Regions from separate parts of the Homo sapiens genome. Here regions 1 and 3 are each linked to region 2. Evidence: chromatin loops called from intact Hi-C (ENCODE). Cell type or tissue: endothelial cell of umbilical vein. All regions are shown on one strand. Links, peaks and the distances in the headings refer to the core of each region. The heading gives the core; the rest is flanking DNA. Region 1 holds the start of KCNIP4 (potassium voltage-gated channel interacting protein 4). Region 2 overlaps ADGRA3 (adhesion G protein-coupled receptor A3). Region 3 has its middle 170 kb from the start of ADGRA3.

What was found. Peaks named below come from ENCODE experiments on the same cell type or tissue, not always from the same donor. Only the 100,000 strongest peaks of a DNase experiment are listed, where the experiment ranks them.
Region 1: it touches region 2 in a loop (4-fold over the local background); 4 of 110 quality-filtered maps call a loop at or near these places.
Region 3: it touches region 2 in a loop (5-fold over the local background); 26 of 110 quality-filtered maps call a loop at or near these places.

What each region holds. Positions count from the first base shown.
Region 1 is chr4:21,942,880-21,953,000 of GRCh38, reverse strand. KCNIP4 (potassium voltage-gated channel interacting protein 4) reads left to right here and starts at 4,229. Exons shown (of 9, transcript NM_025221.6): 1 at 4,229-4,430. The coding sequence starts at 4,370. RefSeq lists enhancers at 3,281-3,781, 3,782-4,282. In endothelial cell of umbilical vein, for the core only: no CTCF peak of the experiment used is centred there; no DNase peak of the experiment used is centred there; H3K27me3 peaks cover 787 bases.
Region 2 is chr4:22,384,614-22,394,734 of GRCh38, reverse strand. ADGRA3 (adhesion G protein-coupled receptor A3) reads left to right here. Exons shown (of 19, transcript NM_145290.4): 17 at 2,045-2,190; 18 at 5,552-5,647; 19 at 5,788-7,359. The coding sequence ends at 7,030. Among named protein-coding and RNA genes, the nearest start is that of MIR12115, 130 kb to the left of the region's middle. RefSeq lists an enhancer at 8,243-9,442. In endothelial cell of umbilical vein, for the core only: a CTCF peak has its summit at 5,276 (motif pointing right); a DNase peak (open chromatin) is centred at 5,314.
Region 3 is chr4:22,685,208-22,695,328 of GRCh38, reverse strand. It overlaps the pseudogene GBA3. Among named protein-coding and RNA genes, the nearest start is that of ADGRA3, 170 kb to the right of the region's middle. In endothelial cell of umbilical vein, for the core only: no CTCF peak of the experiment used is centred there; a DNase peak (open chromatin) is centred at 4,448.

The DNA.
Region 1 (10,121 bases), core at 3,400-8,399, 440 kb after region 2:
TCAGCAATTATGAAATAATAGAAGTTTTACTGTTACTGCCTGAGTTCTGGTGAGCCAGGGAGAATTGTGCCAAAATGTAAGGGGCTTTCAGAGAAGACAAAGCAGTAAAGGTAATAAGCAATAAAAAATCAGGAAATAATAAAAGTAATCCTGGATGCTTCTACAACATTCCATGGTTTATATATAGCTTTCACTTTCATTCCCTGACTTGATCCTGACAATGACCTTGTGAAGCAGAAATTCCCCTTTTTACAGAAGAGGAACTGAAGCTTAGACATGATCAGTGACTTTCCGGAGGACACAGAACTAGGAAATGTCAGAGTCTAGAGCATCGAAATTCTAGTGCAGGGTGACAGTACACTGTAGTAATTAAATATGGGGGCTCTTGAGTCAGACGGTTGGGTTCAAAGCCCAGATATACTGATTACTATTATAAAACTGGCAAACCAGTTCCCTTCTCTGAGGCTTAATTTCTTCACTAGTTAAGTAGAGATAATAACAGTGCTTATCTCCCAGTGCTTTGTAAAGATTAAATGAAATAATGTTCATAAAGTCTGAGATTCATGGCTGGCACATGGTGAGTTTCCTATTTCTGCACTCAATTTTGAATATGGTTCCTTGAGGGAAAAATACACATCCGTGCTATACAGAAAGTAATCTAGGGTTAGTCAGAGAAGGTGGCAATCTTTGTGCATGTGTCTTGAGGTTGGGAAGACGGGCTAGGGTTGCTACAGCCTCGGAGGAGTAATAAGAAGCTGGCACAGCATGCTGTGGCCTATGAAGCTCTTCTCTTTAACTAGTTGAAGTACTTAAAGAGCCAATAAGGAGATGGTACAAGCAAGACAGAGAAATCCTGGACTTTCGGTCCCAAATATCAAAAATGGCGGTAAATGTGGCAGTAAAAAGATAATTATTCTGTGATGTTTGGCAATGACTAAGAATCCGAGTAAAAAGGTCTGGACTTGGGATTTGTAGTAGCTAAACTCCCATACAAATATTTTGGAAATATATTAATATATTAATATTATATATTGATTATATTATATAATACAATATTTATATGTTAATATATTACAAACTTCTTCAGCACAGTGTCTACTTTACACGATTTTGTTGCCTTCTTTATAATTAGTTAAGGGGTAAACGTTTAGTAGGGCCACCATGGGCAGATATTCTTTGGATAAGATTTGAAAGATAGTTTGGTCCAACAAAATGTTCTGCATATTTTGGAGATGAGAAAGGGGTTGTGTATTACTTCCCACACTGTGAGGGAAGGTTGCTTAGACCTGTTGTAGAATATAGTGGTGCCATTTCTTCTTTGAGTTCACCATGACAAAATATGATGATGATAATGGTGATAACTATTACGATGGCAGCTCTTACTGACTCTATGTGCCAGGGGCCATCCTAAACACTTTACATATGCTGCCTCATATAATCTTTCCCAATAGTTAAGTAGACACTATTCTTTTCTTTACTTTTTTTTTTTGAGACAGAGTCTTGCTCTGTTACCCAGGCTGGAGTGCAATGGCATGATCTCGGCTTACTGCAACCTCCGCCTCCCAGGTTCAAGTGATTCTCCTGCCTCAGCCTCTTGAGTAGCTGGGATTACAGGCATGCATCACCACACCTGGCTAATTTTTGTATTATTAGTAGAGTTGGGGTTTCACCATGTTGGCCAGGCTGGTCTCGAACTCCTGACCTCAGGTGATCCGCTCACCTCGGCCTCCCAAAGTGCTGGGATTACAGGCATGAGCCACCTTGCCCGGCTGACACTATTATTTTCTTCATTTTAGAGTGAGAAAACTGAGGGAGGTTATTAGTCCTCAAACATACAGCTTGTTCACAGTTGGAACTGGAATTCCAACCCAGGCTGCAGAATCCAAACCAGCATGCTCAGGTAGCTTTAGAAGTCATCATATAGAAGACAAAATTTGGAGTTGGACAAGTATTAGTGATTCAAAGTTGTGGGTGGTTTCTGGAAAGAGTGTTAGCTACAGAAAAAGAGAAAGAAGTAGTTGGTCAGTAAGTTGGAAGTTTGCTAGGAGAAGTCTGCAGAAGAGGGAGAAGGTGGCACGCGACAGAATCGAATGATTGAATCTGATAGAATGGGCAGCGAGAAGACTTGTTATGAGGAAGCTGGCAAGTGGGAAGAATGCATTGGCTGTAAAAGTATGCAGACAAAATTCAATAAACATTTACACTGCACATGATCCCATCCTCTCTGACTCTCTCTCCTGTTACCCTTTCCTTCTCTCAATGTACTTCAGCCCTGTCAACCTCCTGGCTGCCCTGCAAACATGCTATTCTTATGTTAGCTCTTGCTCTTCTCTCTGCTTGGAAGTTCTTTTTCCCTTGAGATGCCCATGGCTAGCTCCTCGCTTTCATCAGGATTCCAATTAAATGTTGCCTCTTTCATAAAGCCCTTATGGACCCCCTATATAAAAGTGATCTCCCTAGCAGATCACTTCTGATTCCTTGATTTATTGTCAGTCTCTCTGCCTTCTAGATAGTCAGCCAATAACTGAGGGTCTTTGTTGTATTCACTGTGGTATCCCAGTGCCTATAATTGTGTCTTGTACACAGTAGTTACTAGATGTTTGCTGAATAATGAAAAAACAAATGTTTAGTGAAGACCAACTATGTGCAAGGAACTTTTCTAATTGCTTTGTCAATATAACATTGTTCTCAACTTCAAGAATCAGGGTTGCCTGTCTTTATACAGTGATTGCTACATGCCAGTCACGGCTCTAAGCCCTTTGCATCTATTGATTTTCTTAAATCCTCACAACAAAACAATAATGTAGGTACCAGTTATAGCTGATATTTGTACCAGGCCACAGGATTATGAAGTAGTGGAACTAGGATTTGAACCCAGACAATGGGGTGTCAGCATCTGTCTCCTTAACAATGAACTAAAAGAGTAAAAGGCTCTCAAGAAATATACAAATACATGCTACAAGGGCTCAAAGGACTAAGTAAATCGCTCGTGCGTTTGGGGGTGGGGAGAAGGGCAATAAGGTGTCAATTGAGACCTACTTGGAGAAAGGGGGAAGATTTCACTTGGTGACAGTGTGTATAAATAATCCAGCAGCCATAGGGAAGGCAAATAGTTTCACAAACACTTAGAAATGGCTTCCACCCAAGTCATGGCCAACTGACCTTGCAGCTGAGAGTGAGAGGGAATTTTAATTCAGTTTGCCTGGAGAACGGGTCAACTTGACCTTTCTTCTGAAAAGAGAGGCTTCATGCACTTGACTCTTGGGGACACAGAAATCTGCATTTTAATTTTGACTTCTCAAACAGTAACCATGGCCACAAGTGGTCTATTGGTTTCTCTTTACCTTCCCAACTATTCCCGGCCTTACTGTGCTTTAGAAGGGCAAATGACCTTGCGGGTGGTGAGCGATACCTCCTGGTTGACCTGCCTGGGAGATCTCAAATGAAACCCCCCACATGGATGCTTCTCCAAAATGCCACCAGTCTATGCCACCCCCTCTCTCCAAGGTGGTATTCTGCACCTCGGCCCTGCGATGTTCACCTGGAGTCTAGAGCCAGTGTTTCCCCACACTTAGCCGAGTCGCATGACCGGTTCTAGCTTCAATGGGGGAAAGTTTCCCGTCTAGGAGTTCTGGCGCTCTGCCCGGCTCCGGAGAAGGGCATCTCCTTGCGCTTCCTCTCTGGTGTCCTTCGAACTCAGCCTAACTTTGTGCAGCAGTATTTCCAGTCTAGCTGTCCAAGTTGGAGCCCCTGGGGGACGCAGCGGCGCGTTGAGAAGGCGCGGCGCCTTCGAGCCCCTCCCCAGAGCAGGCGCTGCTCGCAGTGACAAGGGGTCCTAGAGGCGCCCGCTGAGAGCCGCTGGCAACTCCCGGGGGTGTCCTGCCCAGCCCGAAGTCACCTCGGGTCTCTTTCGGGTCCATCTACTCTGTCGCCAGAGGCACCGTGCCACCCGCGGCGCTTTCCTCTCCCCGCACCCCGCCCCCCGCATCCCCAGTCCGGTGACTTGGCAGCAGGTGGCAGGGGCGGCGCTCACGAGGGCGAGGGGCTGGGGTCCCCGCACTCGAGCCGCCCGTGCAGCCCGCCCGCTTCCAGCCGCCGGCGCGAAGCTGCCGGCGCCTCGGCCTCCCCCGCCACCCCGCGCGCCCCCGCCGCCAAGGGCCGCGCAGCGCCCCCGGCGCCCCCCGCCGGCCTCCGCCCGCACCTGCAGCCCGCTCCGCGCGCCCTGCCCGCAGCCGCCGCCGAAGCTCTCGCTCCCAGCGCCACGGACGCCCCCGGGCCGAGCGGCGGTGCGCTCCCGTGCAGACCCGTGGACAGACGCCCCTGGCCGGTGGACTCTCGAGTCTCGCTTCTGCACCCTGCGTCCCTAGACATGAATGTGAGGAGGGTGGAAAGCATTTCGGCTCAGCTGGAGGAGGCCAGCTCTACAGGCGGTAGGATGCAATAAGCTTGCGAGCGGGCGCCCGCTTCCGCCCTCCTTCCCTCGCGAGCCAAGACGGCTGCCCCTTCCCTTCCTCGGCTGGGGACGCTTGTTGCCTTCGCTGCATGAGACACAGTCACCTGGCGGGACTGGGAAGGGGAGGTGGGAGCGGCAGGAATGGGGTGCAAAGGAGAGGGGGGTGCATGCAAGATCCAGGTCGGGGAAGAAAAGATGTTTGAAGTGTGTTTGAAACTCGCCGGTGGCAGGGTCCCCTGCGATCCTGTGCGTACTTTTGCCTTCTCTGAAAATTTCCGAGGTTGTTTATGCATCTGCCAGATGACTCCAGACCGCACGCTTCCTTCCCCTAACACCTGGGGATTAATGAGCTGAAATAGTATTGATCCTCGCCTTCCACTTTTCCTTCATGCCCCCACACGTTTCTTCATTACAACTGTATTTTTGTCCCCTGGTAATATACTGGCGGCATCTTGCCCATGTCAGATTCTAAAGCAGGAGCGTATGGCTTGTTTTATGGCTAGCTTCAGTTTAGTGTGTTCAGAGAAAATGGTCCTCAGTGACACTTGCAAATAATTTATATACAGTACAGCCTTGTTAAGGTATCGGGCACTGTGTTAGGAGCTTGGCTTTCAGAGAAACGTGCGTTCTGCGAAAGCAGGGAGAAATGTTTTGCTGTTTGGTGGGATCCATAGAGAAATAGGAGACGATGCCCTTCCACAAAGCGTCTTGGGTTGCATCGATTTGTTATTAGGTGGTTTTGATGTGTACAGAGTATTTTACAGGAGCCGGAAAGAGAATGGAAGTGATTTTGGGGCACATGAGAGTGATAAAGGGCTGGACCTCTCCCTGATTACATAAGCTAAGGGGTCACATATGGCTATAGCATAGTTTGGGTTTAGAGGGTGAAAAACTTGGACTCGAGGGCTGTAAACTTGCAAGCAAAGAGGTGTTTCCACTTGCTGCCTTCTTTAGTACTCAGGGAAATGGAGTCACCTCAACAACTTGAGTCAATCATTCGAATTTATGGCCATGAGAAATGGAAATGGACACCCTCCCTTTCTTTTCCTCACTCCAATAGTTAAGGTCATCGTAACCGGGAGGACACTAGTCTCACTTGAATATGAAATTTTAAAGAGAACAGTCTTAATCCTTTTGGACTGGAAAAAATAATATGAACATCACCTGTAAAGCCCCACATTTGACTTGTAACTGTGTTTAGTTCTGTTTTCACTTATGCCTGGAGATGCCCACTCATTACGAGCCAAGCATAAGTAGATTATCTCTTGTGAGAAATGCTTACAATCTTTAAGAGATCAAATGTTTCCTGAGTGGCGTGTTTAATGTAGAGGGCTGAGTAGTTTTGGGGTGTTGAGTTGAGTTCGTAGGGTCTCTGTCTTTGCAGTTCTTTAGAATAAACAGGGTAGAGGGCTAGCGCTGTCCTATTAGAGACACATTCACACACGGCAGCCCAGGGAACTCAAGGCTGGAGCAGATGGCAGGAATGTCGTCTCAGGATCTGGATGGCTTGCATTGCTTGGCTCCTCAGTGACCACAGCTCTTTGACTGTACCTGTTCTTCCATCAACCGGATGGGGATTGAATCAGCATGTCTAGACTATGCACAGGGTCATGGGTGGCCATAATCACTATAAATGGGAAATGAAGATGAAGTCACACCTGGGGAGTACTATACATTTAAAAAAGCAAACCTTTTACTGCTATCTCCAGAATCAGCATGTGTTCACTGTTTATTTAGAGAACAGAAATATGTTGTTTTATACCTTGGCTAAGGTGAGACCAAAGTGATGAGTTTTCTGGCTGAGAATTGATTTGACACCTGTTTCTTGAATTGTATTCACAAATTTTTAGTTAGTTGTCATATGATGAGAAGAATAAAGAAAAAAATAGTTTGGATTATCTTTTTTATTCTTGTTGATATTGCTTCAAAGCTAATATTAGAGAATGATCCCCAAATATGTAATACTATTTTCACCAAACATATGCATAAGTACTTTGCTTACTTGTGATCAGATATAGGATGGTCTTTACTAATCCTGGGATGAGAAGGGATGATTTTTAAAGGCTTAAACTCTGTCTTCCATTTTTGTTTTAAAATAATAGTCCCGATCTCTTGTTCTCTTTCCAATAAGTAGGCTATTTATATAACTCCCAAACTATCTTGTACTATGATACAGTTTTTCCTTGAATATATATCTCTGGAATGGAGGTTTATAAGATGATTTAGCTGGAATCTAAGCAAAATTTAACTGGAAGATCTAACTGAGAGAAATGTAGGTGGATGATAGAGAAATCAAGAATTAGAGAAGTGTGAGTCTGTGTGCGTACGTGTATGTATTTTATGACCTGACTTAGAGATAGAACACTGTGAAAAATGGTTTGCTGAAAGGCAAAGGATGAAACTACATGAATGGAAAGTAGAGAGGAAATGTTGGAAATGACAGAACAGAGTCGAGTTGCAATTCTGAAACTTTATAATAATTTAGTTTAAAAAGTTCGTTCCGTACTCTCTTCTCAACAAGTAAACGCATCTAGTATGCTAACTGATGAACACCACCTGTAAATCACTGTAATTGACATTGTTAATGCCAGAGAGGACAGAAAATGGGTGAGTTGTGCATAAGTACATACAAGTAGAGAAGGTTTCTTACAAATTAGAGTGCTCACTTTTGCCCTGCCAGCTTCCATGTTAAACCCAAAGCCTGACCAAAATACATTTTTCATTTCATTGTCTAATCCCATATTTTGCACTCCTGCTATAAAATCAGAACGTAATCCTGCTAACAGTGGAGAGACTGAGGGAGATGATAATTCAACTATGTTTGAAAGAGAATCAGAAACAAGGTCAGAGGAAAAAAAAAACTACAAAATTATTCATTGGTGTCCTTAATTTGTGCCATCTAACTTAGAGATGGCAGATGTTATGTGATGTAATCTACAACTAAAAATGAGGAAAATGTATGTTTCAATAGTAGAGTAAAAAAATGTCTTCAATTTTGAATTGCCATTTGATGGATGTATCGTGGCTTTGGCTTAAGTTTCATGTGTTTTAAAAATAAGGCAAACTCAAATTAGTAATTCCACAAGGGTAATATTGAAAAATCCATTTATTCTGAATCCATGAAAAGCTTTTCATCATACAATCATTATTTTATTTTCTTTATGTCATATAAATGTAAGAGGTGTACTAAACAAATGATAGGACAAAGTGTTGAAATTCAGCCACCCTCTCTCCCCAGGCCTGAAGCTTATGCCCTCTCATAAAATAAAGCTGTGGATGGTTTGGAAATTAATGAGCCATGCAATATAAAATCTGTGTGCAAGATTTCTGGAGAATTGTAGGCCAGGTAGTGGTTGATTGTTTTGAAGATATATTTCTGGGCTTAAATTATTAAGCCCTTCTTACTATTTTTTGTCCTTTTATTTATTTTTCGTGTTCTCACTTTTTCCAGAACATGTGAATAATATTGCTTTTCAATAATACATAACAGAATGTGTTTTTTTACTTAATAGCCTCTCTTCTTAGCGACTATTTCAAGTAGATTAACGTGTGAGGCAGGGAGGGGGTTGTGGGGAGATGAGTATTTTGTTTGTTCAAGGATCCTTTGCAAGTCTGAAAAATCTTTCAAAATTATATAACTGCACCCATTATTATAAATTAATTTACCCTTGGGCATTGAAGCACCCATTTCATTCCAAAAGTATTCATTTGGTTAAAGGTCCTGAGGGACTTTTCTCAATTCGTGTCGTCCTGAACTCACTGGGATGTTTCATGCTGTTTACCAACATGTGTTGGAAGACTGTGAGCTCTGTGAGAGCAGAAGTATTCTGTCCTGTCCACCACTTTATCCCCAGTATTGAGCATGAAGTCTGACTTGTAATATTTGCTCAACAACAGATATTGAATGAATGAAGCCTTTCCCACTTGCACTGAATTATTCTCCTTTCTCTGATTTCTCTCAGATCTCTCTTTTTTTTTTTTTTTTTTTTTTGAGACGGAGTCTCATTCTGTTGCCCAGGGTGGAGTGCAGTGGCGTGACCTTGGCTCGCTGCAATCTCTGCCTCTTGGGTTCAAGCATTTCTCCTGCCTCAGCCTCCCGAGTAGCCAGGATCACGGGTGCACCCGCCACCATGCCCGACTAATTTTTTTTTTCTTTTTGTATTTTTAGTAGAGATGGCGTTTCACCACGTTGGTCAGGCTGGTTTTGAACTCCTGACCTCAAGTGATCCTCCTGCCTCGGCCTCCCAAAGTGCTAGGATTACAGGCGTGAGCTACCGCGCCCAGCCAGATCTCCTTTTATGACACTTATTTCCTCTTTTTGCCCATTTTGTGCAGCCTTTCACATGGTTGTCTTTTAATTATCTTCTCCCTCTATACTCTCTTCCTAATCAAAGTGTGGCTTTGATTCTTATTTTGATGGGGAGTTATCTCTTGAGTGTATAGTCTGCTCCATTCCTCTTCTGCTCGTCAGACTCATAAGAAAGTTTTACCAGCACCTTAAAGTCAGTATGTCTAAAAAGACATGCTCTATCTTCTGAAAACAATTATCGTGGCAACATTTTTTGAGGCATGTTGTTAAAAAAAAAAAAAAGCAAGAGTCTCCTTCTCTATGGTATTCTCATCATGATGAATAAGTCACCAAGACTTGTTGGTTCTTTCTGTATTTTATATCTGTCTCTTCCTTCAATTTCCATTTCTACCACCAAGATTATGTTCTCAGCATCCTTTCTAGGCCATGAGGGTTACATCCTATTTGCACTAACTGCTTCTCCCCACTCAAAACCAACTAAATTTACTGAAACCTAACTTGAGTCATAGATTCTCCTGCACAAAATCTTTTAATGCCCCCCTCCATTACTTATAGAATCAAAAATACAAATTCCTTAGCTTGATTTTCAAGGCTCCTACGAAAATCATGACGCAGCTGGGTCTACACCTTGATCTGGCTAAACTGAACTGTTCCCTGGTCTCCAAACATATCTCCTTTTTTCTTTCTTTCTTTTCTTTTGAATCAGAGTCTCACTCTGTTGCCCAGGCTGGAGTGCAGTGGTGCCATTATGGGTCACTGCAGCCTCGAACTCCTGGCCTCAAGCAATCCTCCTGCCTCAGCCTCCTGAGTAGCTGGGACCATAACCAGCTATATCTCCTGTTTTACCCACTGCTTAGAATTAACTTCCTGCCCTCACATTGCCTGGTGAAAATCTGTATATCCATCAAGACACATCTGAAATGTAGTGTCCTTCTCTTGCGGGCTTACTGATTTCTCCCTGACTCCTCCCCAAATAATTATTCTTTGAATTTTCATAAGTTGTTTTTCTTTTATTGTTGATATAGATCTGAATGACAAGGCAGAATTCACTGGACATAATTTGTCTCATTTGCAGATGTTCTGTTGACTTTTTGATGGCAAGTAGTACCATGCAAGAATTACTAATTTTTGTACCTCTAGTAAGCACTTCTACAATGCTTCACAAACTAGTAGACATTTAGACCAGGAATGGTGGCTCACACTTGTAATCTCAGCACTTTGGGAGGCCGAGGCTGGCAGATCGCCTGAGGTCAGGAGTTTGAGACCAGCCTGGCCAACATGATGAAACCCGTTCTCTACTAGAAATACAAAAATTAGCTGGGCGTGGTGGCAGACACCTGTAATCCCAGCTACTTGGGA
Region 2 (10,121 bases), core at 3,373-8,372:
AAAATTCTTTGTTTGACACCTCCTATGTGGGAGTTGCCTTTAACCTGTATTTTTACTTTTGTATTTTAGAGCCCTACCTCATTCTTTTGACCTTTGTGTCAGAGACACCTCCAGCAATAGTAGAGTTGACCATTTTGAGTCAGCATCTGATTTGTTTTGAATTTATTGGTTTCTATGCATCAAATTCATTTATACTATTTTTACTTACAGTATTTGGTGTGACTTGATAGCTCAAAAGGGTTATTTTATGCTTTCTGTTCCACTTCTGTCTATAAATTTTGCTTTCACAGCGCAGTCAGCAAAACTAATGGGAACCATGAAGCCACTTTTCTTTTTAAGACGATCATTTCTGACGTTTGTAGTTGGGCCAAACTTGATCCCACCTCCCAGCACCTCAGAGCCACTGCAAGGTTTATCTGGAGAGGGGCCACCCTGGCTTTCTCCTGCAAAAGAAGATTTGGGCTTTCAGGTCACCAAGTGTTTGCTGCAGATTGGTTCTCATTAAAATAAACTCTGGACAGTGGTCCATAATTTTATTATCGACCTTTGATTTTCTTGAGGTTGGAGAGGCATCCCTTTAGAATGACAGATTTTTTCTTGGAATTTCATAATTATATAAAAAAGCAGTGATTAAAAAAAAGCAAGTTACTGGTTAAGAAAGCTGGATTATGTCCTTGATACTCCAGTGACATATGACATTTACTTTTCTTAAACTAAAATTTAAGCTTCTCTCATTTCCTCACATCTTCATCTAGAATTTCATCCTCAACTAGAGTTGCTTCATGTATAGGTCATGTGATAAATAGAAACTGTAAGTGTATCATTTGCATATATTGCAGTTATCCTATACTTACTGAGCACCTATTATATCCCATGAATTGTGTCCATTCAATTCCTACGAAACCCCTAGAGGTGGCGATTGATAATTTTCTACTATTAAATTGAGGAAAGTTAATTTCAGAGAGGTCGCATTATTTCCTCAAAATCACATTCTTAATAAGTAATAATATAGTGATTTCTACTAATTGCTTGTCACACACTAGGCGATTTGCTAAATGCTTAATGTGGACCATCTTACTTAACCTCACAGTACTTTTATATTACTCTTGGTTCCCAAGTGAGGAAGCCAGCACTTTAGGTCTTACGTGACTTTGCTCAGATCACCCAGCAGGTAAGAGGTGAATACCAGTTTAAAAATCAAGGAAAATTTCATTTCTGAGTTCACCCTCTTAACCATCAATATATTATTATATTGCTTTGTGATTGTTACAGTGTATAAAAGCTCTGAATCATATCTCAGGTCTCTTACTCTGGAACTTATTCTGTGTGTGCTGTGGCCTTCACCCTGTAGTTAACCTGTGCCCTCTGTATATTCCTCCTTAAAAAGAATGTTAGAAAATGGACTCTAGGCCGGGCATGGTGGCTCATGCCTGTAATCCCAGCACTTTTGGAGGCTGAGGTGGATGGATCACCTGAGGTCAGGAGTTGGAGACCAGCCTGGCCAACATGGCAAAACCCTCTCTCTACTAAAAATACAAAAATTAGCCAGGCGTGGTGGTGCGTACCTGTAGTCCCAGCTACTCAGGAGGCTGAGGCAGGAGAATCACTTGAACCCAGGAGGCAGAGGTTGCAGTGAGCCGAGATCACACTGCAGCACTCTATCCTGGGTGACAGAGCGAGGCTCTGTCCCAAAAAAAAAAAAAAAAGAAAATGAACTCTAATGTATAATGTCACATCTATGAAAAACACACTTTTGGTTTAATGTCTGGGAGCCAGTTCTGTCCTGTATTAAGGGTCGTCTTTGGTATAAATGGTAGTTTGTGGGCTTCCTAGAGCCAATTGTTGGTTTGTGTATTTGAGGATTGTGATTCCCTGTCACATGTCTATTAGAACACAGTGTTGCCTTAGCAGGCAACAGAGTTGATTATTAGGATAGGCCTTCCTGCTGCTTTCAAATCAGACTTCTGAGTTACTTACCAATTTTGAGGTAAGCCTTAGTAGGAACATTTTTTTTCTTTTATTTATTCTTTGATCTTCCTTGTAGGTTGGGATAATTCTTCACTATTCCACCCTTGCCACAGTACTATGGGTAGGAGTGACAGCTCGAAATATCTACAAACAAGTCACTAAAAAAGCTAAAAGATGCCAGGATCCTGATGAACCACCACCTCCACCAAGACCAATGCTCAGGTATCTCATATCTTTGTTGTATTAATTGTTTTGTTTGCTTTCATTGAAGCATAATCATAAATTATAACAAAATTGCTGAGTGAATTTTGGGAAGTAAAAGAACGGACTTGTATGCAGGACTGCCTGGTTTTGAAAATGGCTCAGGCATCCTTCCCGCTGCGAGTCCTCAGACAACTTCTGTACCCTCTCTGAGCCTTCCAAGATCATCTCAAAAGTGGGGCTGATTCTCCCATCCTCGAGTTGTGAGGAATAAATGAGTAAATGGGCAAAGCACTTAAGAGGGGATTGGCCATATAATCGGCTCTATGAAACTGTCAGCTGTTTTTATTTCCTTGAGGTCTTATGTCATACTCAAGTATGTATCAGTTTAATTATTCTATGCAAAGGACAAGAAGACTTGTGTGTTTTTCCTATCCATTATAATATGAAAAGTGGTAAATGGATTATCATGCTGGATGAATAAAATCTATCAGTGATGACCAAGCTTGTTGAATGCCTGATATGTCACTGGCCCTGGGCCAGGGATTTACAGAAGACTCCCTTGCCCTTTGGGAGTTTATAGTCTGCAGGAGGAGAAAGGCATGAGCACTGACTGCGCTGTGTGAGAAGCATAGTGGAGATAGGTTCTTTGAAAATGTAAAGAAAGAAGCCATTAATTTTGGGGGCGGGGGGTTGTTAGGAAATGCTGGACCACTGGCGTGAACTTTACTGTGATCATGACAAAGTGTAGAAGTGAAGAGTGAGCTGAGGAAACCTTGAGGAATGCAGTTTGGCTGGAGCCTCAGATGTTTGGTGTCAAGTAGCAGGAATTCAGGATGAAAGTTGGCTTTGAGGCCTTTGTGTGTCCTATTTAAAATGTGGGCAGCCACTGAAGATTTTTAACTAAGGGAGTGGCCTGACATGGTGTCATTTTAGAAGGATAGCTATGGCTCTAGTATGGAGTATAAATCAGAATTCCTAAGAACAAGGAATTCTGCTGAGGTTATTAGGGCAGCCCCCATGAAGACCAGAACAGTGTCAGGGAGAACACAGAAGAGGACACAAGTTTGAGAGGCTTGAGGCAGTTTCTCTAGGATTGATGTCCAGCTGGATTTAAGAGAGTTGTGTGAGGGAGAGAAATTTGAAGATGGCTGCAAGTTGTCTATTCTAGCTAGCTAGCGTGCCTTGACGGAGGGTGTTTCCATCAACTGAGAAATAAGATAGGAAAAGCAGAAATGGCAGGTGGGCGGGGGAGACATGGAGAGGGGAAATGGGGTGGCAGGCTCCTCAGTACTTTCTTGTGGAATGTTTACATTTTTTAGAAGTCCAGGGCTCAGCAGAGAGGACAAGCTAGAGATTGTCTAGGAGGAGCAGGAGACATTTCCTTATGTGGTCACTGAAGCCATGATAATGAATAGGAACTCCCAGGGAGAAGTTAGTTAAGAAAAGAACGATACTTGGACCTTATTAATGTTTAATAGATGGGCCGTGGAAAAAGTCACTGGATTTTTGGCTGCAGAAAGAGAACACCCGAGAACATGGATGATTTGTGGGAGAGTGGTTCTGTGTTTGACAAGGAGCAGCAGGGGTGCTCCGTGGCCCCAGAGTTATGTTGTAGGATGAGATTTGACACCTCCCTCACTTCTATTAAGAGAAATGAGAGATGATGGTGTTTGGCTTAGAAACTTGGGAATCTTAACCTTAAGCAGCTGTTCATTCCTATAAGGTTCTGAGAAGAAAGATAAAGAGTTAAGGAAAAGGCAGCTGGTGCTTCAAACTCTCTGCAGTCCCCAAATGACACACAAGTATCCTCTTTGCATTAGACAGCTCAAGCTCCGCCCTCTAGCCCTGCTTCCCCCATATCCTTGAGCTTATGGAAGCCTGAGCAACACTGCTGCCTACCTGGAGGGTGGGACACGAGATTTGCCAGTGAGATTCTTCTGACCCCAGAGAGGACATTTTTAGCATCATGGTGGTGAGTGGGTACAGCTGACAATAAGGTGATAAAGGCGAGAAAGTGGTGGTACCAGCGTTGGCAGAAGGAAGAGAGAAAAGAAGTGGTAGTTCAAGGAAAGTTTTAGAAGATGGGGAAACTTGAATATATATATAATACGTATTTTATATATATATATAATACGTATTATATATATATAATACGTATTTTATATATATATATAATACGTATTATATATATATAATACGTATTATATATATATAATATGTATTTTATATATATATATATATAAGCAGTAGAGAAGCATGCTAGAAATAAGCAATAGAGAAGATTTTAAAGATGCAAAATAGGGTTATTTGATAACAAGAACGGGGGTAGGGGGCGTTGAAAGAAGACAGAGAGGGTGATAGGACCCAAGATTAATTTTGGAAATAATACTTTCTTTTCAGGTAAGAAGCAGATGTGAATTAGTACAGCAGGAAGAAGGGGAAGGTCACGTATTATTGGCATCTCTCTAATCTGTGGAATAGAAGGCAGAATTATAGTTTTATAGGGTAATTAGTTTTCAGCAGTACTAACATCATGTTAAAGGATTTTAGTAACTAGGTACAAGGAAGAAACAATATATGGACAAATGTATCAGAGATATTGCCTTTATCCACCCAGTGCAAGATTTGGGGCCATGTCTCAGGAAGGAGCAAACGCAAAATTAAGATTCTGACTTACCCAGAATGGAAATTTATTTTCAGAGAGATCAAGGAGCTCAGAGATGAGCACAGAGTTTTTCTTTGTAGGACCAGTCACTGCTCTGTTTCAATCAGTTTTTATTGCACCATCATTTCCCTTGCTGTCCCCACCTCTCTTTGGAAAAGGGGTCAGGTAGGGCCTCTGCACTCTGTGAAGCTGCTGGGATCCAGATACCTTCCTTACCTTAATCTCAGTGGACTGGCGATGAGATACACAGCAGTGGGCAGTCCTGGGACATGCAGGTTGAGCTGAACATTAGTCAGTAATTAATATGTCATTACATTTCTTGTGTGAACTAAGGCACTTTTCAGTTCACCGGCTGAATCTAAAAGAAGCCAGTTCCTGCTACAAAAAAAAAAAAAAGTAAGAGTAAGTAAGCTGAAATCCTACCAGCAGGCTCAGAGTGTTACTTTGCCTGTCCACAAGGTGGCAGAAGCCGATCAGCTTTCCTCTACTCAGAAACTTACTAGACCTTGTGCTTTAAAACAAGAAATCTAAAAAACAAAATAAAAACACATTACTGCTAATAAATCAGCCTCCCAACTTAACTCTCAGCTTATTATTGGAATAAAGATAATAATTAATCTTCAGGGAATGACTTTTGAAGTACTGAGACATTATGAGAGATACATGTTAAGAAATGGAATGATGAGTGGTTTTTCCTGTGATTCCTCCTTCTAGATTTTACCTGATTGGTGGTGGTATCCCCATCATTGTTTGCGGCATAACTGCAGCAGCGAACATTAAGAATTACGGCAGTCGGCCAAACGCACCCTAGTGAGTATTTTATATTCTCTGTGTACTTGACCCAGTTGTTTCTCTTTTAAGTATTTTCTAGGCATTACAGGTGATTGCAATTTCGTAGATAATTTGTTGAAACATGTAGCATCGATCTGGTTTACCATTTTCTTTTCCAGTTGCTGGATGGCATGGGAACCCTCCTTGGGAGCCTTCTATGGGCCAGCCAGCTTCATCACTTTTGTAAACTGCATGTACTTTCTGAGCATATTTATTCAGTTGAAAAGACACCCTGAGCGCAAATATGAGCTTAAGGAGCCCACGGAGGAGCAACAGAGATTGGCAGCCAATGAAAATGGCGAAATAAATCATCAGGATTCAATGTCTTTGTCTCTGATTTCTACATCAGCCTTGGAAAATGAGCACACTTTTCATTCTCAGCTCTTGGGGGCCAGCCTTACTTTGCTCTTATATGTTGCACTGTGGATGTTTGGGGCTTTGGCTGTTTCTTTGTATTACCCTTTGGACTTGGTTTTTAGCTTCGTTTTTGGAGCCACAAGTTTAAGCTTCAGTGCGTTCTTCGTGGTCCACCATTGTGTTAATAGGGAGGATGTTAGACTTGCGTGGATCATGACTTGCTGCCCAGGACGGAGCTCGTATTCAGTGCAAGTCAACGTCCAGCCCCCCAACTCTAATGGGACGAATGGAGAGGCACCCAAATGCCCCAATAGCAGTGCGGAGTCTTCATGCACAAACAAAAGTGCTTCAAGCTTCAAAAATTCCTCCCAGGGCTGCAAATTAACAAACTTGCAGGCGGCTGCAGCTCAGTGCCATGCCAATTCTTTACCTTTGAACTCCACCCCTCAGCTTGATAATAGTCTGACAGAACATTCAATGGACAATGATATTAAAATGCACGTGGCGCCTTTAGAAGTTCAGTTTCGAACAAATGTGCACTCAAGCCGCCACCATAAAAACAGAAGTAAAGGACACCGGGCAAGCCGACTCACAGTCCTGAGAGAATATGCCTACGATGTCCCAACGAGCGTGGAAGGAAGCGTGCAGAACGGCTTACCTAAAAGCCGGCTGGGCAATAACGAAGGACACTCGAGGAGCCGAAGAGCTTATTTAGCCTACAGAGAGAGACAGTACAACCCACCCCAGCAAGACAGCAGCGATGCTTGTAGCACACTTCCCAAAAGTAGCAGAAATTTTGAAAAGCCAGTTTCAACCACTAGTAAAAAAGATGCGTTAAGGAAGCCAGCTGTGGTTGAACTTGAAAATCAGCAAAAATCTTATGGCCTCAACTTGGCCATTCAGAATGGACCAATTAAAAGCAATGGGCAGGAGGGACCCTTGCTCGGTACCGATAGCACTGGCAATGTTAGGACTGGATTATGGAAACACGAAACTACTGTGTAACATTGCTGGGCTTCCTAGGCAGAAATTCATATAAACTGTGATACTCACATTCCTTGAAGCTATGAGCATTTAAAAACTGTTTACAGCCACCATAGGGATTCAAAAGAATTTGGAATAAACTTTGAAGTTTTGGATTTTACTTATTTTTATCCCCAAATTGTTGCTATTTTTTAGGATCTGAAACAAAATCTTTCTAAAACATTGTTTTAGTTGTCAAAGCACCAACAGGACATTTTGGGATGTGAAATGTAATTTCTTGGAATCTGTAATTTGTACTTAATATTTCAGGCTTGTATTTAATATAATAAATAGGTGTTTGTTATTGTGTCGATCTGTTATTTTTATATTTTACAATATAAGCATTTAGTTCTATTTTAATGAAATTAGTGGTTTGGGGTATTTTAATTAGAGTTACACATAAGTCAGTTATATATATATATTGCATGGTTAAGTGTATTGATTTTGGCACATAAATCAAAGTGATTTTTGGGTTGCTGTATTTTATAAGTCTAGTTTTAAATATTACCAGGTTTTAAAAGGATCTCTCAGGATGTTTTTTGAAAATGGAAATGCCTAAAAAACTTCCTACGTTGCCTTACTTTTGCGTTATTCCTTGGATCCTATTAATACTATTTTCAACATGGTCGTGGCCTTTTCATTGCTTTATATTCGGTCTTAAGTTTCTTACTCTTTTTGGTGTGGCCAGGTGGGGGTGATTGCTGCACGAAAGTTATTCTTGAATGCAAATGAAGAGCTACCACTTAAGGTTCACATTCTTCAATATTGGCTCTTATGTTGACTTTTATTTTGTACTTAAACAGATAAAGTTCCTTAGATTCATGCTGAAGTACTGATTAAATCCCATTCCGGAATTCTAAAAACAGCTCTACTGCAAAAGTTCTCGCTCACTGGTCTTTGCTACACTGCAGTCTAACCCATCTCCTGTCCTGAGTCTCACTGTGGTTCTCAGTTCTCTCGTATGCAAGACAATGTCTGCAAAATTGACACAACTTTGATCTCTTTTCAGCGGAAGTCTAAAGGTTTGAATCAGATTGGATTCAAAAGTACATATTCGAGAAATGCAAAAAAGAATCAAGCCGTTTAGCTTAATAAACTTCAAATTCTGAGAGATTAACTGCTTATGTACAGAGAACAATTCTCTGAGCCATCCTGAGATTACCCATTCTAGTGTAAATGTTCACTTTTCACTGGGTTACTGCATTAGAAATGTTATTTTGCTTGACAATAATAAAACCGATAGTTCTACTTAAGCCTTTTAGGTTTGAGTTTTAGAGATGTTATTTTATGGTGGGGGAAATAAAGCAGCCAGTGGATAGATTTGGCTATATTTCCTGGTTTATGGTCTCCTGGTAAATTGATATATTATGTACAAGATGGTGTTTGGAAATGACAAAGATAAGCTAATAAGAAATGGAGTGAATAATTCTTATTTATCACTATTTTTTTGTTTGCTCGGTGTTTAACCTGTTTGACCTGCTGGTCAGCTGTACCTAGGGAGATAACTTTCTTGTTCTTCTTTTTCCTGCCTCTGCATAGGAAGTGAGGAATTTTCCTTCCTGGAAGATGTTGCCCATTCAGCAAGCATTTATTCATTTAAACATGCCTTATTTTAGGTAACAGAACAGGTGCTGGCGGTGGGGAAGGACTGGAAAAGAAATCAAACACTTGGAAGAAGATGGAGATTCTGCTAAAAATGTTCAAGGGGATTTTGTTACTCATAGCGTGGAGAGTGATGAGCGATCACTTACTCATCCTTAGTATTTCAATTAGAGTTTTGATATTTGTATATAGGAAGTGAGTAATATATTGTATTCCTCCCACCTTTGTCGTTTATGATTTATAGCTGAGATTCTCTATTTTTCATAGAATTGTAAACTGCTAACAGATGTTTCAGTTTTCTTAGAGATCAGCATGATCATTTTCCTAATTTAAAAAATTTGACAACTAAGATCCAAAGAATTTCTGGCTTGCTGGACATGCTGGCAGGTTATACCATGCCCACGGCTAGAACCATGTTTGCCAATGCTGAGGCCGCCGTGCTTGGCAACACATTTCATTGCTTTTACGGTGTTTATTATCTATAAAATTGTATCAGACTTTATTCTTATCTTAGTTGTTTTGAGTTTTAGTTTCATAATAAGGTATAGTTGGTTATATTCTGCTTAAGGAAACAGTTATGATTCTTTTATTTCATGACAGTTGTTTTGTTTTGTTTTGTTTTGTTTTTAGAGTTGAGGTCTCACTCTGTTGCCCAGGCTGAAGTGCAGTGGGGATCATAGTTCACTGTAACCTCGAGCTCTTGGGGTCAAGCCATCCTCCCACCTCAGCCTCCTGAGTAGCTGGAACTACAAGAACAAGCCAGTAGCCCGGCTGTTTTTCTTTTTATTTTTGTAGAGATGGGTCTCACTGTGTTGCCCTGACTGGTCTCAAACTCCTGGCCTCAAGTGATCCTCCAACCCTTGCTTCCCAAACTGTTGAGATTATAGATACGAGCCATTGAGCCCAGCCAAAAGTTGTTTTCTTAATGTAAACATTATATCTACAGATTACATATATAATGTTATATACTAACCTGCTTTTTAGGTAACAGTTAGAAATTAGATTTGTGTATGACTATTTTTGTGACTAGATTTATATACTAACGTACATGTATATTAATATTTCAGGTCATTAATAGGTGGCAACTGATTTTTAAATCTCAGGATATTTTGGATAAATGTAACAATGTAACTATATGTATGTTCAATATATTTATATTAGTAATATATACAGATGGCAACTTAGGTTTAGTTGCTGATTGGAATCTATACATAGGTCTCATTATAGAGAAGCAACAATGTTAGAACAGACTTACATGTTTCAAGTATTGAGTTCAGAATGCCCAAACTGAAGTTGGTTGAGAACATACAAAATTAGGAAGTAAAAACATTAACTGAAAACATCTGATGCAGGAATTAAACTAAATCATCAAGGTAAGTGAGGCATACAACAGCAATCCAAAATTTAAAACAAATCTTAATTCTGTTTTTCTTTTTGGATTCCAGTAATCATTTAGTTATTTTAATATTGA
Region 3 (10,121 bases), core at 1,622-6,621, 300 kb before region 2:
TGTCTTGTATAACTGCATATTTATGCCAAGTTAACTGTAGAGTTCCATAGTGAATCATTCTTTGTAATCCTTTTGTGATCCTCCCAGATATGAATATGATGCATCGAGCACTCACTAAATGCCAAGTACTTAACACACATTATCTTATTTAAACCTCATAGCTGTGCTACACAGGAGACACCATAATAATCTCCATCTTACAGGTGAGGAGGCACAGAGAAGATGAGTCATTTGGACAAAGTCACAAATCTAGTAAAAGGAGAGATGGAATCCAAGTCTAAAGAGTCTTCCCCCAAAGCTCATCTTAATAATCACCAATGCTATGTTGCTTCTAGAATCTGATTCTATTTACACCATTCTGGTGCTCTACCATGCTTTCTCGGATTTTTCCGACCTCTCTTTTGAGACGGAAACTAACAAAGATCATTGCTTTTGTTTTTATTCCCAGAGGGTCAGCCTATTCAGTCACCCTCTACAACAAAGTGGAAATTATCTGGAAGAAGATGAAAGAAGATCCCATGTAGCGAAAAAGGTGGCATGGAATCTCAGCCAACCAGGACACTGTCAGACGTTCCTTTAAAAGAGCCTTGTATCACAGATCATATATGTGCAATAATATACATAATCCCCCAGTGGGAGATGTCTTCTACATGGCAGTTATCACAACTGTGTAGTAAAGATTCCTCCTTCCCATTCTAGAGGATGGGGAAATAGCAATTGAAGCTAGGAATCACAGGCAGCATGGGTTGTACCAGGATCAACTTGTCCTGTTTCTTTGTCTAGAAAGATCTCCCCATATTCAAATGGCAGTCTCCTCCTCATACCTTAAGTTTAGACGGAATGATGCTAGTTCACAAAGATCCTCCTTGATGACCCATCCTGAAGAACTGGTTTTCACGTGACCCTTTCCCACAACATCCTATTATCACCATAGCACTTACCATAGCAGTCATTATTTCATTGATTGATTGACTTGTTTTTCTCGGTGTATAAGTTTTCTAGGGGTGCTGTAACAAAGTGCCACAAAATGAAAGCCTTGAACAACAGAAATGTATTCTCTCACAGTTCTAGAGGCTGGAGTTCCAAAATCAAGGTGTCAGCAGGCTCATGGACCCCCAAGTCTCTAGGTAAAATCCCTCTTGCCTCTTTCTAATTTTTAGTGGCGACTATTGCTCCTTAGCTTACTGTAACATTCCAATCTCTCTCTCACACACGGTGTTCTCCTTGTCTCTTTGTCCAATTTTTCTTCTTTCAAATTTCCAAATTTCTCAGTGTCCAAATTTCCTTCTTTTTAGGACACCGGTCATATTGGATTGCATATCTGCCCTACTCCAGTATGATCTCATCTTAACTTGGCTAATTACATCCTCCAGTGGCCAATTCTGGCTTCTAGAACCGTAAGAGGATAAATTTATGTTGTTTAAGCCCCACAGTTTATGATATTTTATTATGGCAATCCTAGGAAGCTACCACAATAACTCACTTTGCTTTGTTTAATCCAGGGTTTCATATACTTATTTGACCAAATAAATATTTTCTCCATGGTAGCTATTAACAATCTCTAACTCCCTTTGTGGAGGGGAAGGGGGGACATACGTGTTTTAGAAAAGTAAAGCTCATCTTCCTATTTCACAGATGAAGAAACTGAGACTCAAGGAGGACAAAGAATTCACACACTTGTGTGTGGTAGGATGAGGATCAGAACTTGGGCTCCACAGGCACTCTGGGTGCTCTTTACCATTTGCTTCTATTTACTTCTCAGCTGCCCCAGGAAATATGGTGGCATACAAGATTAGGCTTGGCTTGGCGCTCACTAAGAATAGAACAGGGAACTTTTCCCAATTAATGAAGGGCTCTTTGAAAAAATCGACCCAATATTCTTCCAGCCAATAGAAAAAAATGATTCTCCTTTGTAGAGGAGTTGGGGCAAATGGATTCTAAAAATCAATTATAAAAGCAGCTGGTCCAATGTAAACTGATGTCTCAGCTGAGTTTGGACTGACTGAAAATCCAGCCACAGCTTGGTTTTCACCTCTTCATCCCTCCACCCTTCCTTGTGCCTAAAGAGACAAGAGAATGTGAGCCCCCACCCCTGACATGTTTGAAAAGGGAAACAAATTCATTGATAACATTGTGGTCTGTTCAATTCTTTGCTTTTCTTTTTGCCTCCTTACCCCACCATCTTCCTCAGGTACACAGGACACACCAGAAATAAAGCACTCCCACCCCAGTGAAGGGGAGAGAGTGTCCCCTACCTTCTACTTGATAAGCTGCAGTGGCTGCCGCCCATCCAAATCCTGCAGGGAAAGCCATGGTTTAAGAAGCTGTCTACTGGGATCTTCAGCTGCCAGAAGCAGAGCACCCTTTGGCCAGAGGAGCCAGGCAATTGTGCAAACAGAAAATGAGCTCTCACCCTAGAATGAAGCCTCAGAATACAAATATTTATGCAAACAACAAGGAAGCAGGGGCAAAGGACACTTGACTGCCACAGCCTTGATAAGAATCCAAGATACTTTGTACAAGGCCATCATTTATACTTTCTTCCCCCAGCACTCCCTGATTCTTAACAGAGTTGATAACCCTGGGTGCTAAGTCCCTGATTTGGCAGGGCACCCATTTACCTGATGTTTTGCCTTTTAAAGTAACATGAACATTGTTTTAAAAAGTCATTATCATCCTACTAGAATTTTCCCTTAGTTCATTCATCCCAATTCCTGATCCGTACTCTGTAGAGGTAACCACTTTTAACCATTTCTTCTGATATTTAATCCCATATTGTGTAAATAATAGGGTGTTGCTGCTTATTTTTTTCAATTTTAGATAATTATTGACTTCTGGGTATAGGGCAGAGGATCTAGCACTCTCTCTCTCTGTTCCTCCTCCCTCCTTCTCTTCCACCTTCTCCCATCTGGCCAACATGATAAAATTACCTTTTCATTTAAATGAATTCAATATTTATATTTCTATGAGTCTGTATGGCTCAAAGCTGAGCCATATAGTATACATACCATGCTTCCATGCAACTTTTAATTTTCTCTAGGGTTAATCCACTGCCTGATCTTTATGTTTATTTCATCTTCTTTACACCTATTACTAATTCATCCCCAAACACTCTGACAGAAGAATACATCTCTGAGTTGTTCAAACAACTCTGTCTTCCTGCTCCATTCTGCACTGTTTATTTTTTAGGACACCACAGAGCTTTGACCCACGATCTCCTTCACATCATTCAGAGAGGCTCCTTCACCTCTCCCCTGGTCTTTCTGTTTCTTTTCCCGCTTTAGAGAAGCACATCCTCAAATAACTGTCTGATAAAGGGGGCATGGGACATAAATATTTCAAAACTCTGTAGTTGCTCTGGAATTGTCTTTAGTCTAACATTGCTCTTAATATGCAGTTTTGTACAGGATTTTATGATGAAAATAATTTTCACTCAGAATTTTGAAGGCATTGGTTCCTGATTTTCTAGCTTCTGGTGTGGCTACTGACAAGTTTGATGAGAATACAAGTCCTGTTCTTTTATATGTAAACTTTTTTATTTCCCCAGCCCACCCTCTCTGACCCCCAAGTTTCTGTTTCTGAAATTTCAGTCATGTTCATTGGTGTGGAACTTCTGTCCATTGTGCCAGGAACCCAGTGGGTATGGGTTTCCACAGAAATGTACATGTTAACAGTAGGGGAAACTGGATGAGGGGCCATGGGAACTCCCTGTACTATCTTTGAAGCTTCTGTGTAAATCTAAAATTGATCCAAAATAAAAAGTTTATTTAAAAAAAAATGACTATGGATTGGGAGGCCAAGGCGGGCGGATCACTTGAGGCCAGGCGTTCGAGACCAGCCTGGCCAATGTGGTGAAACCCTGTATCTACTAAAAATACAAAAATTAGCCGGGCATGGTGGCAGGCGCCTGTAATCCCAGCTACTCGGGAGGCTGAGGCAGGAGAATCGCTTGAACCCAGGAGGCAGAGGTTTCAGTGAGCTGAGATTGCACCATTGCATTCCACCCTGGGCAACAGAATGAGACTCCATCTCAAAAAAAAAAAAAAAAAAAAAAAAAGACTATGGAAAGAGAGGAGGTATGTATAACCGAAGTGAGGAAAGTTACTTACTCGGTTTCTCTACATTGCCATTAAATCATTCTACATTGTGTAATGACAGGAACATAAAGTTTGAAACAAGGTATAAGTAGGTTGAAATCCTACCTTCTCCAGTTATCCTAACTCTAAGAAGAGATTATATACAGAAAGAAATTGGAAAAGACACTGAAGATATTTAAAGGTACATGTTTGGTGAAATAACCTAACAAATGCATGGCAAACTATTAAATTTGGCTTATGTTGTCATTCAGTTCTGAAGCAATTGTAAATTGAGAGAAAAAATAAATATCGAAATGTTTTCACGATAGAACGCTAGATGGCAGTATTGCAATTTTTTTAGGTTTGCAAGTTGCAGTATAAAGTGGTATTAAAATTCAGTTATTTCACTAATGGCTGTCTACACCAGTCGCCCCTGGCTAATTACTACTGCTCTTCTAAAGATACTTCTCCAGAAGAAACAATCTATCTTCTCAGTGCTTCACATACTCTGAAGTTATTAGTCCACAAGTGGCAGAATTAATTTCTCTCAACATTGATTGGGTTGTTGTTCTAATCCAACATTCTCAAGCTTTTTGGTGTCAGGATCTCTTTACACTCTTAAAAATAATTGTGGTTCCTAAAGAACTTTTTTTCTTTCATGTGGGTTATATTTTATATTAAATATATTTGCTGTATTAGAAATTAAAACTGAGATTTTAAAAAAACATTTATCGTTGACTTCAAACAGCAATGAAGAGCATGTTAACAGAAGTTACTTATTTTATGAAAAATAACCATATAACCCCAAACAAACAAACAAAAATATTTAGTGAGAAGAGTGTCACTGTTTAAGATTTTTACAAATCTCTTTGCATGCCTGGTTTAATAGAAGACAGCTAATGTTCCTATCTGCGTCTTATTCAATTTGTTGTCTCTAGAAAACTCCACTGTACACTCACAGAAGAATACAGACAAGAGTGGAAAAGGCAAATCATATCGTAGCATCATTATAAAAAGTTTTGACCTGGTGTACACCCAAGTGGGTCTTGAGGACCTCTAGGAGTCCACAGAACACATTTTCGTAACTGTAGCCCTCCTTGAACTCACTTTCCACCCCTCCCCTAAGACCTTCCATTGCAACCCAGCACCCCTCTGTATCTTTCTCACGTTTCTGAGAACTCATTTCACTCATCTGCCCTGCACTAGGGCCCAAATGGCTCTAAGGCATGAATTTGCAGCCATCATCTCAGGTAAGAAAGAATTATTGTATTTTAGATTTTTCTGTATACAAAAAGTAGTCTGACTTCATGGTCCCATCCAGGAAGATTGGCTGGTAATTTAATTTGTCATTACTGTATTTGGGCCCCCTCTGCTTCATTTTAGGGCCATACAAGAAAATTTGGGTCTTATGAAAACCAAAATTCTTTGTAATACCTGTGTTTCTATTCCCCTACCTCCCAGTGTTGGTCTGTACCAGTTAATGCCAAGATGCCCACTCTCCAGGTCTACTATGGTCTCTTCAAGTCCACTGATTCTAGGGACTCAAGCCTTCTCCAGGGGTGAAGCTCTGAGGTTCTATGTTCAACTGCCGCTCATCACAGCCACAGTAGTTCCTCTGACGTCCTGCCACCTTCTGAAGGTACTGCCTCAGAACAGCACAACAAACCTTTTTATTCACGAGTGTCACCAACCTCTGTCTACTCCCCAAGCAAACATAAGTTACTTGCATTATAGTTTTGTCTACAGGTGTGCTCTTTCTAGAAGTCCTGGGACTGCTAAGTATATTAATCAGTCCTCACACTGCTGTAAAGAACTACCTGAGACTAGGTAATTTATGAAGGAAAGGCGTTAGATTGACTCACAGTTCCACAGGCTATACAGGAAGCAGGGCTGGGAGGCCTCAGTCATGGCAGAAGGATGAAGGGGAAGTAAGCATGTCTTCATGTGACAGGAGGAGAGTGCAAGTGAAGGGGGACTACACACTTTTTTTTTTCCTTGAGACGGAGTCTCGCTCTGTCACCCAGGCTGGAGTGCAGTGGCGCAATGCCGGCTCACTGCAACCTCCGCCTCCCAGGTTCAAGTGATTCTCCTGCCTCAACCGTCTGAGTAGCTGGGATTACAGGCATGCATCACCACACCCAACTAATTTTTGTATTTTTAGTAGAGACGGGGTTTCACCATGTTGGTCGGGCTGGTCTGGAACTCTTGAACTCATGATCCGCCCGCCTCAGCCTCTCAAAATGCTGGGATTACAGGCGTGAGACTACACACTTTTAAACAACCAGATCTCATGAGAACTCACTCACTATCATGAGAACAGCAAGGCAGAAATCCACCCCCATGATTTAATCAACTTCCACCAGGCCCCTCCTCCAACACTGAAGATCATAATTCAACATGAGATTTGGGTAGGAACACAGAGCCAAACCATATCATGAAGAAACTGTAAATTCAGGGACCTCTAGGTAAAAAGGAAAAAAAAAATCTTGCACAAAACTTTATTTGTTAACTGTAAAACAAGCTGTTCTTTAGTAAGAATTCAGCCCTATTAGTCATGATCTTGACCCTCCCAACTTGAATTGCTGAGATTCAAAAACTCTGGCATTCAAAATGCTCCTGCATACCTGTGTAGGAGAAAAAGATTCTAAATGAACGTTAGTCTATCTGTAGCAAAGATGCCTGTGTGTTCTAGCCGCCCTTGTTTCCCCTTCCATCTTGCCACACTTTTTGACTACATTTTTCAGCAACTTTGCAAATGGTTGTGACCACATTACTATGTGTCCTGGCCAGTGGAATGTAGGCAGAAGTAATGTGTACCACTGCCAGGCTGGGACACTACAATCTGCCTGCATAATCATTCATGTTTCAGCCATGTATCATCATTCTTCTTTCATCCACTGGCTGGATATACAGGCTCCACTGGAAGACTCTAAGACCCTAGGAATTCTCAGACGGAAGGAGCCTGGTTCTCTGTATCACAGCATGGAGCAGAGCCACATAACAGCCTGTGAACAATCCACTTTAAACTACAGTGTAAATAAGAAATAAACTTTTATTTTTCTAAACTACTGAGAGTGGAGAGTTGCTGATAAATACACTCTCTGAAAACAAACTGCTTCCTTGAGCTTTTTTTTTTTTTTTTTAACATAGTTAAATGACTTCAAAGTGTTTTCTTCCAGAGGAGAGCCTCTTCAGTGATACTATGTCATTGGAGAAGAAAGGAAGTGGAAGGGAACGTGAAGAAGGGGCAGGTGCAAAGGGTACATCTACTTGCAGTGGTTGGTGCAATGGATTATTCATCATGATTTCCTGCATTTACCAAGAAAGGTCTAGCCAAATTTTGACCTCAGAAGGCAAATTTTACAAAATTGCTTCTCAAAAAGGCCGCCGACTCCTGCAAGTAATCTGCTATTTTTAAGATTTCAATAATTCTAATTACTACTGTACATTTACTTCCTATAAGGTCTCCCAGGCTACCTAAACATCAATTGTATTGCTTTAATATTGACTGGAATTACATAAACTCATTGTGGTAATACCAGCTTCTCAGGCATGAAAATGCAAAAATGAATTAGTTACCATATTGCTCTCAGTTTCTTAGTAGACAGAATCTGTCAAAACATGAGGTGTAGAAAGTAATTCAGTAATAAAGGGCGTCTTTGGTTGTGGAAATTCTGACAGCCGTGTTGTGTGTGTGTACGTGTGCAGGAGCCAGGGGTAGGAACATTTACTAACATGAGCCACCCAGGACTTGGACGACCTACCTTTTGGTAACAGAATTTGATTTTCCATTGGGTATCTGCCTTTTACCCTATGCAGCCTAAATGTTTCTGGAAAATCTGACCCTGGGCCCCACGTAATAACTTGTCAGCTCCAGGGATTCATTTAAGGCCATATTCATATTTCATCTCATTGGTTACAGGGATTAAATTAGTGATGGGCTTGAAACCCAATTCCAACAATAAAAAATGAGAGAAGGTCTGTTAAGATTTCTAAGAAAAAAGCTTCCTCACTTTTCCAAAGAAGCTATCCAGAAAGACATACTCTTCCTGCTACACCTCAATACGGAAGTTTTTAGCAGCCATTTCACAAACATAGAGGATCAACCTTGGCATATAGAGGAAAGAGGGAATGAAATAACCTTTGTGAAATTATGGATTCCTTTTATGGTTTAGGTGTCTTTGAGTTTGTTTCCTGTTACTTGCAACCAAAAATTTCAAATACAGTAAACATGTGAGTGTGCATATATGTGTAAATATGTGTGACACATTGATATGTGCATGTGTTACATCTAGCCATGCATGTGGTATTATGCAGATGTAGATGTGTGTAGATGTGAAAGCAGATGTGTGCATACATGCATGTATGTGTGTATACATGCATGTATGTGTGTATGGTTCACACGTGTCTGTGTATCATAAATCCCTGCACATAAAGGAACTTCAAAACCTTTACTGGATATTTTTTCTAGTTGTCTTGAATGCTGGCCCATATCACCAGCCTGGAAATGAAGATAAATGTGAGATAATTAATGGCAGGCTCAAGTGGGATTCGATTGCATTATTTGCATTTAGTTATTGAAGGCTATGCACCTCATAAGATTTAGCATGAAAGAAATCTAAAACAACAGCAGTACATCACTCAACCTTTCAAAAAGCCATACTGCTGTATAATTAAGGATTTGCTATTGAGTAATTTTCAAAACAAACAAAAATGCTCTGCCCTTCAAGGTGTTGACAGGCTGACACTAACAATGGCAAACAAGTAATCATAAAACCCACTCAATACCACACAAAGCTCAACTGTTGAGCCTAGTGCTTTAAGAATAAACGGCAGTCAGTAGAGGCAGGGCCCTTGGAATCCCTTTTGGGTGCCTTCCAACAAACACCCATAGCTGTGGAATCGAGTTCCAGCAGCAGCATCTTTCAGGACGTTATTCACAGTGCAGCTGCTAGAAACTCTATTTCATTGATCTGATTCGGATTCCTCAGATATGTTGTTTCCACAAACTTGGACTTAGCCAGTTAGGTCATCTTCCCAATAAAAAAACTCTCCCTTGAAACAAGCTAACTCCGTTGTATTCCTACAGAGTATCTGGAGAAGTGTTCAAATGAACTGAGATTATGGTGAGACAAGTAAGGTTCCTCGGGGGCAAAATTTAGGGAACTGCACGCTCTCACTGCAGCTCCAGCATTGAATACCAGAAAGAGAATACTCAAGTTCAAAGGCCTTGTTGTAGACATGAACTGGTGTTATTTCTGAACTATTTGTGGCAACGTACAGGTGTGCCACATGCCTCGGGACTAGGCTGTAGCAATCCACCTAAATCCCATGAGGATTTGCACACTGGAGAGGATCTTTGATTATTAATCTTGCTTCAGGGATTGGATTTGGAACTTCAAAAGCACTTTCCTCCCACAGAAAATCAAGCAATGCATTGGAAGCCCATGATCTGGAAAGGAAGCATAAAAGAATGAAATCGAGCCAAATAAAGTATAAAAACAGAGTGAAACAGAACAATTTTGGTGATAGTAAAATTATTTTAGATCAACTAGACTGGAAAGCCAGCACAGCTTTAGAACTGGGAGAACCTGCCCAGACTTTCCTCTCTTGGGTCCATAATTAAAGACTGCTGCAGAGCCTGGATGCCATCTAAACCCTTCATTTATCCTCCTCCTGCTTCCTGCCACCTGCAGCCCCCTTACAAACACTGTGGACTCTGATTCCTTGACATGTCTTGTGTATGTCAATTTACCTTCATTTCTGTGGCCTCTTCTCTAATCAAAGTCAAAAGAAATCCCTTCAGGGCTAGAAAGGTTTAAATAGGCTCCCAACTTCCAGTTTTGTTCACATCCAACATACTCTACTGCAGCCTGAGTCCTTTCCAAAACACAAATTGTTCAGTGATTGCCTCTGTCCCTGAAGTTCAAACTTCCTGATATTAGCAAGGTCCGCATTATCAGTTTCCTGTCTCCTTCTATTTACACGCACACCAGTGTTCCTCTCATAAGCGTATTTAACTTTTTTCAGCTTTTCAAATCTACT